Linked DNA regions of Homo sapiens: region 2 is linked to region 1. Evidence: chromatin loops called from intact Hi-C (ENCODE). Cell type or tissue: Caco-2. All regions are shown on one strand.

Evidence for each region. A loop is a pair of places that touch in the nucleus more often than their neighbours do. Peaks named below come from ENCODE experiments on the same cell type or tissue, not always from the same donor. Only the 100,000 strongest peaks of a DNase experiment are listed, where the experiment ranks them.
Region 2: it touches region 1 in a loop (11-fold over the local background); 2 of 110 quality-filtered maps call a loop at or near these places.

What each region holds. Positions count from the first base shown.
Region 1 is chr2:11,677,242-11,685,241 of GRCh38, reverse strand. It overlaps LOC100506405 (a long non-coding RNA gene), which reads right to left and starts at 3,817. Exons shown (of 2, transcript NR_187639.1): 1 at 3,750-3,817; 2 at 1,919-3,051. It also overlaps a transcript of LPIN1 not described here. RefSeq lists an enhancer at 2,697-3,337. In Caco-2, a CTCF peak has its summit at 3,023 (motif pointing right); a DNase peak (open chromatin) is centred at 3,051.
Region 2 is chr2:11,414,970-11,422,969 of GRCh38, reverse strand. It overlaps LOC105373429 (a long non-coding RNA gene), which reads right to left. Exons shown (of 4, transcript XR_001739285.2): 3 at 1,704-1,799; 4 at 933-1,460. Among named protein-coding and RNA genes, the nearest start is that of LINC00570, 25 kb to the right of the region's middle. In Caco-2, a CTCF peak has its summit at 4,826 (motif pointing left); a DNase peak (open chromatin) is centred at 4,759.

The sequences.
Region 1 (8,000 bases):
CCTCTTGGCATTCCTCAAACCTGCCAAGATGCTTCAGCTTCAGGACCCTTGACACCTCCTGAGGCCTCCGCTCACTCCTCAGCTCCTTCAAGTCTTTGCTCACATGTCACCTTCTCTGTGACCTCCCCAACCTCCCCATTGAAAATTACGTCATCCTCCCGTCTCGGGCTCCCCGTTGCCTTTCCCCATTTTCTTTTTCTCCACAACCCCTCTCCCCATCTGACATGCATGTTACTTAGACACTTGCTTATTCTTTTCTCCCCCACCTGGACTGTAAGCTCCAGGAGGGCAGGATGTTTGTTTTATTCACGGCTCATTTCCAGTGCTTAGAAGAGTGCCGGCCACAGTGTCGCCTAGTGAATATTTATTACTAGAATAAGCAAATGAGTGAAAAGACAATAATCTTTTACAATTTTCATTTCAGGGAGCATGCGTGGTAACTGACATAAGGTTGTCAACTTTTAATCTTAAAAAATGAAAAACAATGGAAGGAAGGGAGGGAGGGAGGGAGGGATGGAAGGAAAGTATTTTTCTTTTCATAAAAGATACTTTAACCTCCCCAAAATAGAAAATGCCTTCTCCCAGGATAAATAATAGTCTTTCCCAGGGAATTTGAATGGGCCAAGTCACATGAACATATCTACCCCACAACATTGTCTTATTTTCTTTGTTCACCACGGGTCAGTGAAAACTTTGGCACCAATACTCCATGCCAACCACCCTCCAGCTCTGTGTTACTCTGGTTCTTCCTTCAAAAACAAGAGAGTTGGGCACAGTGGCTCATGCCTGTAATTCCAGAACTATGAGAGGCCAAAGCAGGAGGATCATTTGAGGCTAGGAGTTCAAGATCAGTTTGGGCAACATAGAGAAACCTTGTTTTTACAAAAACTTTAAAAAAAAATTAGCTGGTTGCAGTGGCACACACCTGTAGTCCCAGCTACCTGGGAGGATGAGGTGGGAGGATTGGTTGAGCCCAGGAGACAAGAGAGTCCATCACCCTGGCTGGCCCTTGCTCTAGCAGACACACCTGCTTACTACGTCAGAAGCAGCCTTGGCACTGGGAAGGGTGGGGGCTCCAGCTCCAGAAGCCAGCCCAGACCCAGAGCTGCCATTCGGATCACAAGAGACAGCGTGATACCTGCCAGAGGTTCACAGACTGTACAGTTCACACTGAATTTTCACTAAATGGATACTTTGCCTGGCAGCTTCTTCTAATCCACCTTTCATGCAGCTGCTATGAGAAAAGTAAGAAGACTCTTCCGAGCTCACCTCACTCACCCCCATGCTGGGCTGGTAAAGCAGCGTCATCAGCCCCAGTTTAAAGATGAAGAGCCCAGGGCTGGGAGAGGCTCAAGGCAACTTGGGCAAGGTCACAGCTCAGTTTAGAAGCAGCAGAGCCAGGATTCCAAGCCAGGGCACCTGGATGACAAAGCCTGGCTTTCACCACACCTGTCCCTTCCTCAGGTGCAGCAGGATGTTCACATAAACACCAGCCGTCCTGGAGGAACAGAGCGGCAGTGCAGGGCAGGGCAGGGCAAATCTGCTTACCTCGACGACCACAGCATTGGGGGGAAGCCACGCCCCATCTTCTCTCCTCTGCATAGAGTCCAGGAGGAGGCAGGAGGCAGGGACAAAGAAGGGCGGACCCGTTACTTCCCAGAGTAAAAGCCATCTCAGACCTCCCTGTTTCTCTTCTTCCTTCTCAGTCCCTCATCCCCATCCCTCACGTTCAACTCCAGGCCATCTGCTCCCAAAGGGCGACTCATGGGCTGCCTCCCTTCAGCCGCTCCCATCTCCCATGTCTGGAGTCATCATTTCAAGTATACCCAGCCCAGCTCAGCCCATTCTCTCACGCTCTCTACCATACACTTGAGCATGTTTAAATATCAGAAGACAAAATGACACATGACGCATTTCATATGATCTGCATTATTTTATGTGGTTCTTAGCTCACTGGCTATTACCGAAATTCCAAATCAAGTGTTCTTCTCCAGCCCCTACAGAGCCTGCAGGGGTGCAGAACCGACACTGACAAGTTAAACGGCAATAATAGGGCGCACCACAGTTTGCAGAGTTATGTGGAGTCACATAATCCATTTGAGCTTCACAATCACAAGCGTCACAAACTGAGTCTCTCAGGGAAGGGACCTTGTTGAAGGCCTTGCTTTAGACACTTGCTCCCCACTCTGGCCCTGACCAGAGGGGTCGGGAAGATTACTGGGGCCCCCAAAGTAGCCGGTGAGAAAGGACCTTTGGGAACAGGTTTGGGTGAGGGAAGCCTACACACTAAGGTGCTTTGGCTTAATAGGTGTGTGCTAAATAGGGTGACTGTTCCAACCCAACACCTATGACAGCAAAAGAGGGTGCATAAATAATTACAGGACAATAGGCGTAAACCTGAGTGACCCGGACAAACAGGGACTTGCGTTCCCATGCGAAGGGTCTGCCCTGGATCGTCTGGGAGACTGTGCTAGGTGCTGTGGGGACACCGAGATGGTGACACCCTCGCTGCCCCGGGGAGTGTGACATTTACTGGAGCAGGAGATAGATAAATACATACTGGGACATGACCACAACCATCTCTGTCACTTAAATGCTATGTTCAGAGCCTTGTCCCCTGCACTCCAACTTTACAGAGGGAAACAAAATCTGTCTGCAGCAGAAAGATGACGATCGCGACGGGAGCTCCTATCCCCAACCACGAACTGAAATGGTATGGAGATGGAGGCATTTGAACTGGGCCTTGAAGGATGACTAGGGCTGTCACCGGTGCTGGGGAGAAGGGATTGAAGATCGGCGTCTGTGCCGGAGGCAGGTTGTGTTCCATCGGCAGCTTGCTACGAGTTCAATCGCAAACATGTAACAGCAGGAGTTTAAGCAGGACTGGCCTGGCTGCTCCCTTGTGACCACCGACTTTGCTCGTGCTCATCCTAATTTCCTGTCACTAAGAAAAGTCACATCAGACACTGTGGTTGGGTTTCCAGGTGGTTTCCTATGTGTAGTGGCAGAGTGTCACCTCCAGGGGGCGCTCAAGGCCTCCCCACGGCTCACCTGCAGGAGGAGTGGGGCAAGCCCAGGACGCTGAGAGGAGAGAGAGGCCCAAAGCCCCGCTCCCCACGGAGGCCTGCAGCTTTCTTCTCTGTTTCCATCTCACCCACAACGAACACCCCAGGCGCCAGTGCCTTCAGGCCGGCCAGAGGTAGCAGCCTCCCGAGAGCCCTCCCAGGACCAGGGGGCAGCCCACACAGGCATTTCAGGGGGTTCGCGGTATGGGAGAAGTGGACCCTTTCCCTGGGTTTGTCTCCACACCCGGCCACCGTCAGGGGCGTGCGCTCCAAAGGTCCCTGTAGAAAGGGGCCCCAGAGGAGAGGACGTCGCCCAGCCTCTGTTCAGGCCTCTGGTTGGTGAAGCCAAATGAACCCAGGTGGCAAACAAAAGCTCTGAGTAGATGGGGCCCCAAGTCCAACCCCCAAGCCTACATGGACTGGAGGTGACAAAATGGGTCCAGGGTCCTGAATGGTCACCTCCCTGGAGACCCAACTAACACGCCTGGCTCAGCACGTCCCAGGGGCAGCACGGGGACGTGGTAGAAGGAAAGAACAGAGCCGACGGGGGTGTACTAGCCTGTTCTCGCACTGCTATAAAGAAATACCCGAACCTGGGTAATTTATAAAGAAAAGAGGTTTAAATGGCTCACAGTTCCACAGGCTGTACAGGAAGCATAGCTGGGGAGACCTCGGGAAACTTACAATGACGGCAGAAGGCGAAGGGGAAGCCAGCACGTCCTATATGGCCGGAGCAGGAGGAAGAGGAAGACAATAGAAGGAGGTGCTACATACTTTTAACCAACCAGATCTCTCATGAGAACAGCAAAGGGAAAGTCGGCCACCATGATCCAATCACCTCCCACCAAACCTTTCCTCCAACACTGGGGATTATAATTCAACAGGAGCTTTGGGTGGGGGACACACATCCAAACCATATCAGGCGGAGAGGTGGGGCCAGCCTTTGAGGGGCCTTGAATGCCAAGCTAAGTGACTAAAGGAAGACTGAACTCAGAGTTCTTCATACAGAGACAAATGCAGGACCTGGCTCCATGCATTTTCCCCTACAGTGCTCTCTGAGTCCACTGGGCCAGTGTAGAGGGATTCAGTGTCTTGGCACCATTGTATTTGCAGTCCAGCCTGTCACCACAGGCCATCTGCTTTCAGGTGTAGTGCTGGTATTAATAATAGCTACCATTTATCAAGCACCTGTGAGTAGTATATAGTTAGGTATTATAAGCTTCATTTTATAGATGAGACAACTACATTTTCAGCAAATCAAAAGTTGTAACTGACAATGCTAGGGTGTGAGTCCAGGCCTCGTGGCCCCCGAACTTTGGCCTTCACTCTGGGTCTTACATATTCGGCCCGTGACTGCCTGCTATCTTTCATAGGCAGGGTGCCTGACCAAGACGAATGTCACCACACACACCCCAACTAAGAAAAAAATAAAGTCCCAACGCCCCAAGGAACAACCCCTGCAGACTTAGCTTTAGGGGAACACACTGTACTCATTCCCCAGCCTTTGCTCAAGCTGACCCCGCAGCTAGAAAGCTCCACCCCCGTCAGCTCTGTTTATTGAAATCCTATTCCTCCTCCAAGGCCAGCTTCTCAGAGAGGCCTCCTCCAGCCCTGCCAGGCTGAATCACTCTTGACCTGTGCCCTGTGAACTCTGTGGCTTGCCAGCTGCAGCCCCACCCATTCCCATTCCACCTTGACCTCCTGCAGAAGAGGGAGAGACCAGGCCTTTCACGCACCGCCCCCAGATCGCCCCGTTACCCCACCACAGAGCTCTGCACACACTCAGGGCCCAGAAATACTTGTGGCGCAGAGACCAAGCCCAGAGTCTCTGGGAATGGCCATGGCCAACAGCACAGGTGATGCTGCCAACTTAGCAGGTGCCTCCGAGGGCTCACGCTGCTGCCAGCTGCCATTTTCCAGCCCCAGGAATGAAAACAGCCCTATGGTGGCTGAGCCACTTTTACGCTTCCCAGAAGCCAGCCAGCCCTGCCTGGGCTTCTGGCCAGGGCAGTCACAGCTCCCACCTCTCCCACCCACATCTCCTGCATCCCCCCTCAGCATTCCTGGACTGCTGTCAGTCCATCGGGGGCCTGCCTGATCTAGGTCCCAGTTTCTCTTCTTTGCTGAAGCCCCAACTCTGGGCCCAGCCCTCCCTGCCATCCAAGGACTAGTCCCAGACTCAGTCCCCAGCAGCAACTCCCAGTGACGCTCCCAGTTTCACGGCTCTGCAGCCACCCTTCAGCAAGCAGGCCAGATTCCTCCAGGTGCAGCACCAGCCTGAGCCAAGGCCAAGGCCACCAGGCCCCTTCAGAAGCAGAGCCTTGCAGGAAGCCAGCTCTGCAGCTTGAGAGGAAGCAGGCCAGACTCCCCCGGCCCCCATCACCCTTCAGAGCCATGGAGGCCTGCCTCCCCCAAGGCAAAAGGCCATGGGCACCGCACAGAGACTGCCGGGGCAGGGGTTGGGGGAATCTAGACCACGGTGGATCAGCCAAGGGGCCTGCTGAGGGTTTTAGCCTGGGGCTTAGTATCCCGTCCATCTGTCAACAAGCGTTTATCAAACACACAGGAAGGTTGTGGGGTTGGAAGAGCGATGGAATACAAGGGGACACGTGGCGGGTTTGACATCCTCTCTGCAGCTTCATTACAAGGAGCCTTCGGTGAAGGAAGCACCACCTCTGTTTACAAAGTCCCCAGGCTTTTATGTTATTTAAACTTTCCTGTATATGCTACATATTCTACAATGAACATGCTTTTATAATCAGAAAAATAATTAATATCCAATAAAACATAAGCAGAAAACAGACATAATATTAAATCAGTATTAAATCCAAACTTCCACATCTGTAGGGAGGTGCAGGAGAGAACGAGGGTTGGACTGGGCCCCAGGAGGCCTGGGTTCCTCTCCCCATCTTCCACCACTCCCCTCCCAAGGTGCTGTGCAAAAGTCCCAACTTCATAGCCTCAGTTTTCTCAGCTGTCAAATGGGAATAGCGATGCTGTGCTCCCCACCTGCCAGGCTTGTGTGAGAGAGATGCCATGATAATAACACCTGCGTCTCAGGCTGGCGAGAGAGTCAGTCCTGCGGGGCATGAGACAGAGCTTCATAAGAGCCCCACCTGTCCACTGGGAAGATGCGAGTGCCATTCTCAGTCAGCACCGGGCAAACTTAAGAGACATTCCAGCAAAGGAAACAAGACAAAGCCATTATAATCCCTGACTAACCACAAAAATGGTCTACTTAATCTGAGTGTGGGTGTCATTCACCTGCACGGGGCTCCCGAGAGAAGGTCCTGCTCCTGTCCCCATCATGTAGAGGGATGTTGTGGACCAGCCTGATGTCTCTCCCCTGCAGGCCTCCGGTCCATTCAGGAAATACTTGCCCAAAGGGCCAAGCTGCAAAACAGTGCAGAGGTGGGAGCAGGATCCACGCCTCCTTTCTCCCTAGAGAGCCCTCACTGCATTGCCGCCTGGACACCAGCCCCAGAAGGACCTCTTGTCCCTGAAGGAAGGCACTGCCCTGAGGATGGAGCTGACTGAAGTGACAGGCGACAAGTGCTTGGGGTCCAGCAGCGGGAGGTTGGCCTGCCTCGCCACTCTATCCCCCTAGGATGCAGAAAACCCCGGGTCTCCCTGCCCCCTAAGCATGCTGAACCCTCTCTCACTGCCATCTCAGCCTCTGCAGCTGAGGACCACAGCAGGTGTCCCCGACGCACCATTTGGAGCAGTGGTTTGACACATTATCCTCACTGCAGCCCAACCCCCTGGCCTCTGGAAGAAACTGCAGGGTTCTGAATTCTAGCCCAGGCCCTACCCTCGGGACTCACTGCCACTCAGGGTTATTCGAACGCCCTCCACTCCTGCTTTGGGCTTTTTTGTGAAAATAACTACTTTTGTGCAACAACAGCAAAAAAGCCTTGGCTGCTAGGATGAGATCTGAAAAGGGCAGTAGGGACAGCCGCTGGCTTTGGGGTCCACAGAAGCCCCACAGCACACACAGCATGTTATTGGAGACAGCACTGGTTAAATGACCACATTGGAGGGGTCCCTTCAACTCTCCACACCTCGCTTCCTGGCCTGCACACAAACTGGACAGACAAGGATGTTCTAGCAGAGTGCCTGATGGGCTGGAGGCACTCACGAAGCTCTGAAGTCCCATTTTGAAGATTAAGCAATCACTATGCATTTTCCATCCAAGGCAAAGAAAAAAGCCTTTAATTCTTGAATAAGTTCTACAGCCTCCTCTATAAATGCAGCCTTCTGAATAGGAGCCTGTGAGGAGCAAGCGGGGCCGGTCACCTATCTGGGGAAGCGTGAATGCACAAACCCATCCCGAACAAGGCGCTCTGGGCGCAAATGTTCCCCGGGTCCCATCAGTACGCGGGCACCTGGGGATGGAAGGAGGAAGAGCAGGGGCTGTGTTTGCAGATGGCCACATGGCCGGCCCTTACCCATGACCAAGCCGAGTCTGGGGAGCTCTTGCCCTGCGAGGTCTCCCAGCTGGAGCTGCGAATGCCGTCCTGTTCCCCCATGGCCCGCCCTGTATGGTGCTGTCTGCCTCCTCACCCAGCATCAGGAGAGAAATGTCCCCCGGCAACACCGGCTCAGAAGCTGGGAGGCTGGGCTGGGTGACACTGGAGCCTGGGCAGGCGGTGCTTCCCTTTACACCAGTCCCGGGAGCCCCGGCCAAGTCACAAGGCTCAGCAAAAGAGCAGAGTGTTGAATTGCAAATGCTCTCCTACCTGGGGACCAGCTGACAAACAACATCCAGGATGCAAAACTTCCAGAAGATGCCAGTTTCTGTCACCTTTGTGAAGGGGAAACTAGAGAGGGGGGAATGACCCCTGCCGGCCAGCCGCGGGGCACTGTGTACCCTGCCCTCCCCACTCCAGCTCCTCAGAGGCAGTAGGGCTCGGAGATTGAATAACTTCCCCAAGG
Region 2 (8,000 bases), 260 kb after region 1:
AAAAGAGTCTCTTCAATGGAGAAAAAATAAAATAATCAGTAAATATTGCAAAAAAGAATTTGTTTAAAACCTTACCCTGCTCTGCCTACCCCCACGACCTCTTCCTGTCACAGGCAACCATTCTACCAACGGAGATAATATTGCCAGAGAAGACGTTTTACCAGGGCAGGAGAAACATGCACCATCTTACGTCCCTTGCCCTCCATTTCTCTTCATATTTGTGTACCTGTTTGTAACTGAATGTGGTAATAGAAAATAGAAAAGACATGATGACTGGTGGCTGCTGAGTAAGCCTTCAGACACCCTTCCTAAATGCATGAGGATCTGCACTGGATTCTGCCCAAGGGCAGGTCGGGGGCAAAAGCAGATGAGTTGGCAAAAGACCACATGGAGACGAGACACCAACACTGGGGACAGGCTCATGCCAGTTTGGAATCCAGCCTTTGAACTGATTTCTCATTTTGCAAAATTATTTTCTACACCAGCTATTTCTTAAATGACTTCTGGTTGACTTGGGTGGTAACATTAAGATAAAAATGTGTTGGCAGTGAAAAAAACAAACCACACTTAAAAGAAATATTGAAGCTGGGCATGGGGGCTCACGCCTGTAATACCAGCACTTCGGGTGGCTGAGGTGGGAGGATCACTTGAGCCCAGAAGATCAAGGCTGCCGTGAGCTATAATCGCACCACTGCACTCCAGCCTGGGTGACAGAGAGAGACCGTCTCAAAAAAACAAACAAATATTGAAACGTTGCTTAGTTAAAAGCCTTTTACAATTTGTTTCCACCTAACATGTGGTTACTTATTCGATCACATAATCTGGTGAAGGAGAGTAAAGACCATGACACTGATTTGCTATTTACAACAAGGCAACATATTGCTTAGTGCTCATCAGCTTTCTAAAGAAGCTGAACATCATGTCCAGTACTTTGCAAAATTCTTTCAGATCCTCTGACAGCTTTAGTAAAAAATGTCATCACAAGCCAACTCAGTTGTCTACAAACAGGCTCTCATTTTACATTTAACTTTGAAAATATATTTACAATCCTTTGAAAATATATTTACAACAATTTAGAATCATTCTCAATTTCATTGCCTCTCAGCTGCACAGCTGGATTTTATTTGGTGCAAAAGGAAAAACTGGGTTGTAGGTAAACATTATATCATGTTTGGGGAGTGGTTTATAGAAATTTCAAGCCTCTTGTACTTTCATGAATTTTCTAACACTTTATTATTGTTATAATTATCTACTCATAATAATGACTGCCATTTATTGAGCCCATACCAGGTGCCGGCCCCTGGACTAGGAGAAACAGTTAATGTTTGTGTTACCTTGTCAGATAAGTGTCGTTGCTGAGGCTCAGGAGGATGAGGGCATGCTTGCCCAAAACTCCACAACTGGGAAATACTAGAGCCAGGATTCGGACCCCAGACAGTACGGTTCACAAGCCATATTCCCTTTAAAAATGAAGGTGACCCCTTGTCAGGCTATGGAATTTGAGGTGTGAAATTCTTTCAGCTCGTGCTGTAGTTACTAGAGATGGTCTTAATTGTCAGACAGCTCTTCAGCAGTTGGGGCAAACAGGCAAACATTAACTCATGATGACCATACCACCTGGATTAGTTTGTCCTTGTTGCATTGCTATAAGGAATGACCTGAGGCTGGGTAATTTATAAAGAAAAGAGGTTTAGTTGGCTCACCGTTCCGCAGGCTGTTCAGGAAGCGTGGCTGGGGAGACCTCAGGAAACTTACAATCATGGCAGAATGAGAAGACGAAGGAGGCACATTTTACATGGCTGGAGCAAGAGGAAGAGAGCGAAGGAGGCAGTACATACTTGTAAACAACCAGATCTCGTAAGCACTCAGTCACTATCATGAGAACAGCAAGGGGAAAATCTGCCCCCACGATCCCATCACCTCCCACCAGGCCCCACTTCCAACGCTGGGGATTACAGTTCGACACGAGATTTGGGCAGGGACACAAATCCAAACCATATCACTACCTAAGCCCATTCCTCCTACTACTGACCACTTCTTTCTTCCCTTGACCAGTGTGCATGGGTAGGAATACATACTGTATGACGCTGCTCGGTGAGAAGAAGCAATCTGACTAAACCCCTGGACTGCTTTCTGGATTTGGTTTTGTACTTCACTACTAAGGTTATTTTCGTTGGTCAGTGAACCTCTGGAACGGTAGTTCGAACAGCTTGTAATACATGTCTCATGAAAGTTACATGGATGTGTATGTATATACATGTATGCTGGAATAACTCTTTAAATCTTGATTTCAGAAATCTGGAATATTTATGCTTATACTCAAGTAAGGAATTTGATTTGAGGTATTTTAAGTAGAGTCACCAAAAATAATCCGTTGCAGCAAATTTAGAAAGTTATCATTAATGCTCAAAATATAGCATTTTCTACTTATTTTCACTTCACAATGTATCAAATAGGATTTCCAACATCTTATGAAAAGATACAGTATTTTCTCAAAGAGTAAGAAAACTGGGGCAAAGGGTAAATAAGGGTAGGAAAATAATGTGAAACCAGGGGAGAGGCTAGTACACAGAATACATGCTGTACAGCGTGTGTCATTGATTGCATCTCATTTTAAAAATAAAACGGCACATCCCACTTTCCTAAAAATGTGGCTTCTTGATCAGGAATCTCTATCTCTGTTACAGCAGTGGGACTTCTTGTCCTTTTTAATACTTTGTTCTTTCCTCCCTGCCTTAGGAAATATTCCATTTGATTCTGTCCTTGTTTTTTGTTTTTTTTTTTCCAATAGGCAGCCTTCCACAGCAGCAGTCTGAGACAATGAAAAATCACTTGAGCTTTTTAAAACAAATGATCGTGAGGAGCATTTGAGGATTCATTTGTCGAGTTAGTTGGAATGTCGTATGTGGGCAAGCTCATGTTTCCAATTTGGGACTTGGAGCAGGCAATCAGCTGTGTCGCATTCTCATATCCGCTTGAAGTCAGCCCTGAGAGCTGCGGTATCTTTAGTAGCTCACTGTGTATGGTGATAGCAAGTGTGCGAGTTGTCCTCACAGAAAACAGCTCACTTGATAGTTTATGAAGCTGCAACTTGGCAGTGCTATCCAAGACCTTTCTTTCAGAAATTGCTGTTGCCACTACCACACAGTGGACAAATCTGAAAGGGAGAATTTAGTTTTTCCACGGACTCTCCTTTTCCTATGAGGATTTTTTAGTACACCCTGTACATAAAACCATGGCTTACAAAGTGAAAACATTGATCGCTTTTTTTTTTCTTTTCTGTTTTTTGAGGCAGAGTCTCACTCTGTCACCCAGGCTGGAGTGCAGTGGCCCGATCTCAGCTCACTGTAACTTCTGCCTCCCAAATTCAAGTGATTCTCCTGCCTCAGCCTCCCGAGTAGCTGGAACTACAGGCGTGAACCACCACACCTGGCTAATTTTTTTATATTTTTTGTTTGTTTTTTAGTAGAGATGGGGTTTCACTGTGTTGGCTAGGCTGGCCTTGAACTCCTAACCTCAGGTGATCGCCAGCCTCGGCCTCCCAAAGTGCTGGGATTACAGGTGTGAGCCACCGTGCCTGGCTGATACATCAGCATTTTGAATGGATGAGTTGAATATGATTAAAAAAAAAAAAAGGCCAGGCATGATGGCTCACGTCTGTAATCCCAGCACTTTGGGAGGCTGAGGCAGGCAGATCACTTGAGGTCAGGAGTTTGAGACCAGCCTGGCCAACATGGAGAAACCCTGTCTCTACTAAAAATACAAAATATTAGCCAGGCATGGAGGTGCACACCTGTAATCCCAGCTACTCGGGAGGCTGAGGCACAAAAATCGCTTGAACCCAGGAGGCAGAGGTTGCAGTGAGCCAAGATTGCGCCACTGCACTCCAGCCTAGGTAACAGAGCAAGACTCTGTCTCAAAAAAATAAATAAATAAAAATGAAAATGAAATGTGAGTATCTATGTAGAACTGCAAAATGTCTTAGGTAAAACATAAAGTGTCCATTATTTTCCCTTTGTGCCACTGTAAATATGAAAAGAAATAATCAAATACTCTAGGCAGAATTGTAGGAGGGGGACCTAAAATTCTAAAATCAGTGTTTGCTGAACCTTTTATTTTTGCCTTCAATGACTTTTAAAAATAGATTATATTTTTAGAGTAGTTTTAGGTTTACAGAAAAATGATGCAAAGTACAAAATTCCCATTATAACCCCCTCTTTCTGTGCACAGTTTCCCCTACTATTAATGACATCTTGAATTGATGTAGTACACCTGTTGCAATTGATGACCTGACATTAATGCATTATTATTAAGTCTATAGTTTCCATTCGGATTCACTCTTTCTGTTGTACATCTCTACAGGTTTTGCTGAGTGCATGACGTCTTGTATCTACCACTACAGTATCACACCTAATAGTTTCACCACCCTAAAAATCCCCTGTGCTTCACCTATTGATCTCCCCTTCCCTACCCCTAACTCCTGGCAACCACTGGTCTTTTTACTGTCTCTCTAGTTTTGCCTTTTCCAGAATGATATGCAATTGTAACCTTTTCAGACTGGCTTCTTTAACTTAGCAATATGCATTTAAGATTCTTCCATGTCTTTTTGTGGCTCGATAGCTCATTTTTTTGTTGCTGAATAATTTTCCACTGCATAGATGCACCACAGTTTGTGCAGGAGCTGTGTGCTTGAGAAGCTATGTGTGCTCTAGGAGCTGTTCACTGGAGAAGCCACTCCTTAAAGCAGGCTGCGGGTCAAGCCTGTGGGAACCAGGAAGCAAACCGTTTTTCGTCTGCAGCATCTCTCTAGCGCCCTCTACTGACAAAGCTTAAAATTGTGCCAGCTAGCGAAGAAAAAAAATATGTAAAAGGCCCAGATTCATTTTCACTAGCAGGCAAAAAGGATGGTTTTGAGGCTGCCGGGCTATAAATCAAAAACGGGCACAACAATCTAACCTACCACAGCTAGTAAGATTCAAGGAGAGAAGCCAGGCAAACTGAAAGCTAATGACTTATGAAAAGCACCCAAGCTCACTCTCTGGACCAAAGCACTAGTTTTTTTTGTTTTGTTTTGTTTTGTTTTGTTTTGTTTTGTTTTGTTTTGTTTTGTTTTGTTTTTTGAGACAGAGTCTCACTCTGTTGCCCAGGCCGGAGTGCAATGGCATGATCTTGGCTTATTGCAAACTCCACCTCCCAGGTTCAAGCGATCCTTCCACCTCAGCCTCCTGAGTAGCTGGAATTACAGGTGTGTGCCACCATGCCTGGCTAATTTTTATATTTTTAGTAGAGACGGGGCTTCACCACGTTGACCAGGCTGGTCTTGAACTCCTGACCTGAAGTGACCCACCTGCTTCAGCCTCCCAAAGTGTTAAGATTACAGGTGTGAGCCACCATGCCCAGTCTCAAAGCACTAGTTCTGCTGATCAGTGAGTCTCAAAGTGCCCCCCTCGGATCTCTTATGCTAGAACCACCTACGGGCTTGTTACAACGCAGATTCCTGTGCTCCAGCTGGAACTGACAACTGAATTAGAATGAAGGAAGGCAGACAGGCATCTGTAGTTTAAACTTTTACTCCAGCTAGCTCTATGTACACTAACATTTAAGATTCAGGTGATCCTTGAGGGTAGGGGCCTTTTTAATTCATACTTGGCTCTTGGCCCAGTATTTGACTCTTAGAGGGTATTGCTGTAGATAGGCTGGTTCCTGCATTGGTTGGTTGGTTGGTTGGTTGGTTGAGAGATCTGATTCAAACCCAAGCAGCTGTAACTGGCCATGAGCTACAGCCCCAGCAATACTTTAACGGCATTTGGCAGATGAGCACGTCCCTTCACTAATGTTAGTAAAGCCCAGAGGTGACACATCCTCACTAGAATGGCAGATGGTATTTTCCATAGATGACTGTGGCAATATCTCCCATCCCACATCTTCTCCTACAATGTGACCTTGCCACCCTTCCATCAAGAGGCAGGGTCTATGTCCTGGATCCTTGAATCTAGGCAGGCTTGGGACTTGCTTGCAACTGATAGAATGTGCAGAAGTGATGCTCTCTGAGGCTACCTTAAAAAAGGCAATGGCCGGGCGCGGTGCCTCACGCCTGTAATCCCAGCACTTTGGGAGGCTGAGGTGGGTGGATCACAGGGTCAGGAGATCGAGACCATCCTGGCTAACATGGTGAAACTTCATCTCTACTAAAAATGCAAAAAATTAGCTGGGCGTGGTGGTGGGTGCCTGTAGTCCCAGGTACTCGGGAGGCTGAGGCAGGAGAATGGCGTGAACCCGGGAGGTGGAGCTTGCAGTGAGCCGAGATCGCGCCATTGCACTCCAGCCTGGGCGAGAGTGTGAGACTCCATCTCAAAAAGAAAAAAAAAAAAAAAAAAAGGCAATGCAGTTTCTTCCCTGTTCCTTGGGGCTCATGCTTTTGGAGCCATGAGTCTCCGTATGAAAAGTACCACTACCTTGAACCTCCACACTGTGAGGAAGCCCAGGCCTTCTGGAAAGGCCACATGTGGGTTCCCTAATCAACAGCCCTGGCTGAGTGAGGTTCCGCCCAACAGCCAGATCAACCACCAGACAGTAAGTGGTGATGTCTCCTGGGATTCCAACCCCCAGCTCTTGAGTCACTCTTAGCCATTAAGTCTTCCCAGCTGAGGCTCCCAAGCCATCCCACTGCCATGTCCAATTTCTGACCACAGAATCTGTGAGGGTAGTCAAATGGTTGTTATAAGCTGCTTAGTTTAGGGATAATTGGTTACACAGCAATAGTAATTACAACAAATTAGAAAGCACTTCTGGATTAGAATCACCTGGCCATCTCATCATCCAAATCATAGAAGCTGAAAAGCATAAGCTTCCACTTTAGCCTTCCCTCCACTGACAGTATTGCTAAGATCTTCCTTCCCCTCTGCTGAACATCACTGTGGAAGAGAAAACCCAAATACTCCTAAACTTGTTATAGTGTCTAAGAGTTGTATTTGAAAGACTTTAAAAGACAAAAACAAAAAAACACTAGTTCAGAAGTGTACCACATGCCTCACTACTTAATACCAGGGAGGCTTTATAAAGCAACATGAAAACCTAAACCAGTGTCATTTTTATATTCCCATCTGAAAAGAAAAGCACAAAATAATCAACTGTGCCGTAGAGTATCCAGGAATTGGTCAAGTAATCTTTAGTAAGCCTCTCCATTTGGAAGACCAAATGGAATAATGAGAAAGAGGAAATCATAGGGATCCATAAAACCCGGGTTCAAAATAGGTTCATCCTTATGGTGTCTGGGTGGTCTTGAGCGAGTTACTCAACCTCTCTGAACTTCAGTTTATTTATCTCCAAAACAGGATTATCTAATTATGTTCCTAGCCACAGGGCTGTTATGCTGACCCAATGTGGTGTTCAGAAATATGAAAGCACTTTGTACAGTGAGAAGACTAAATATGAACAGAAAAATGAAAGAAAAAAAACAAAATAAGCTACGTGTATATCCAGGCAATGTAGGCCAGTGTCAAAAAAGGTAAAGTAAGGGCTGGGCGCGGTGGCTCACACCTGTAGTCCCAGCACTTTGGGAGGCCGAGGCGGGTGGATCACGAAGTTAGGAGTTTGAGACCACCCTGACCAACATGGTGAAACCCCGTCTCTACTAAAAATACAAAAATTAGCCGGGCGTGGTGGCGCCCACCTGTAATCCCAGCTGCTCAGAAGGCTGAGGCGGGAGAATTGCTTGAATCTGGGAGGCAGAGGGTGCAGTGAGCCGAGATCGTGCCACCGCACTCTAGCCTGGGCGACAGGGCGAGACTCAGTCTCAAAAAAAAAAAAAAAAAAGAAAAACAGGTAAAGCAAAAAGCAAAACAAAAAATTCTCTATTAAACGTCAATGTTCCTGGCAGACACAGGTGCCCATATTTACCTGTTACAGTGATAGAGGATCCAGGAAGTGAAGTAGCATCACTTCACTGTCTTCCCTGCAAATCCTGTTTATACCAAGTTTTATACCGCTTTGCTTTGAGC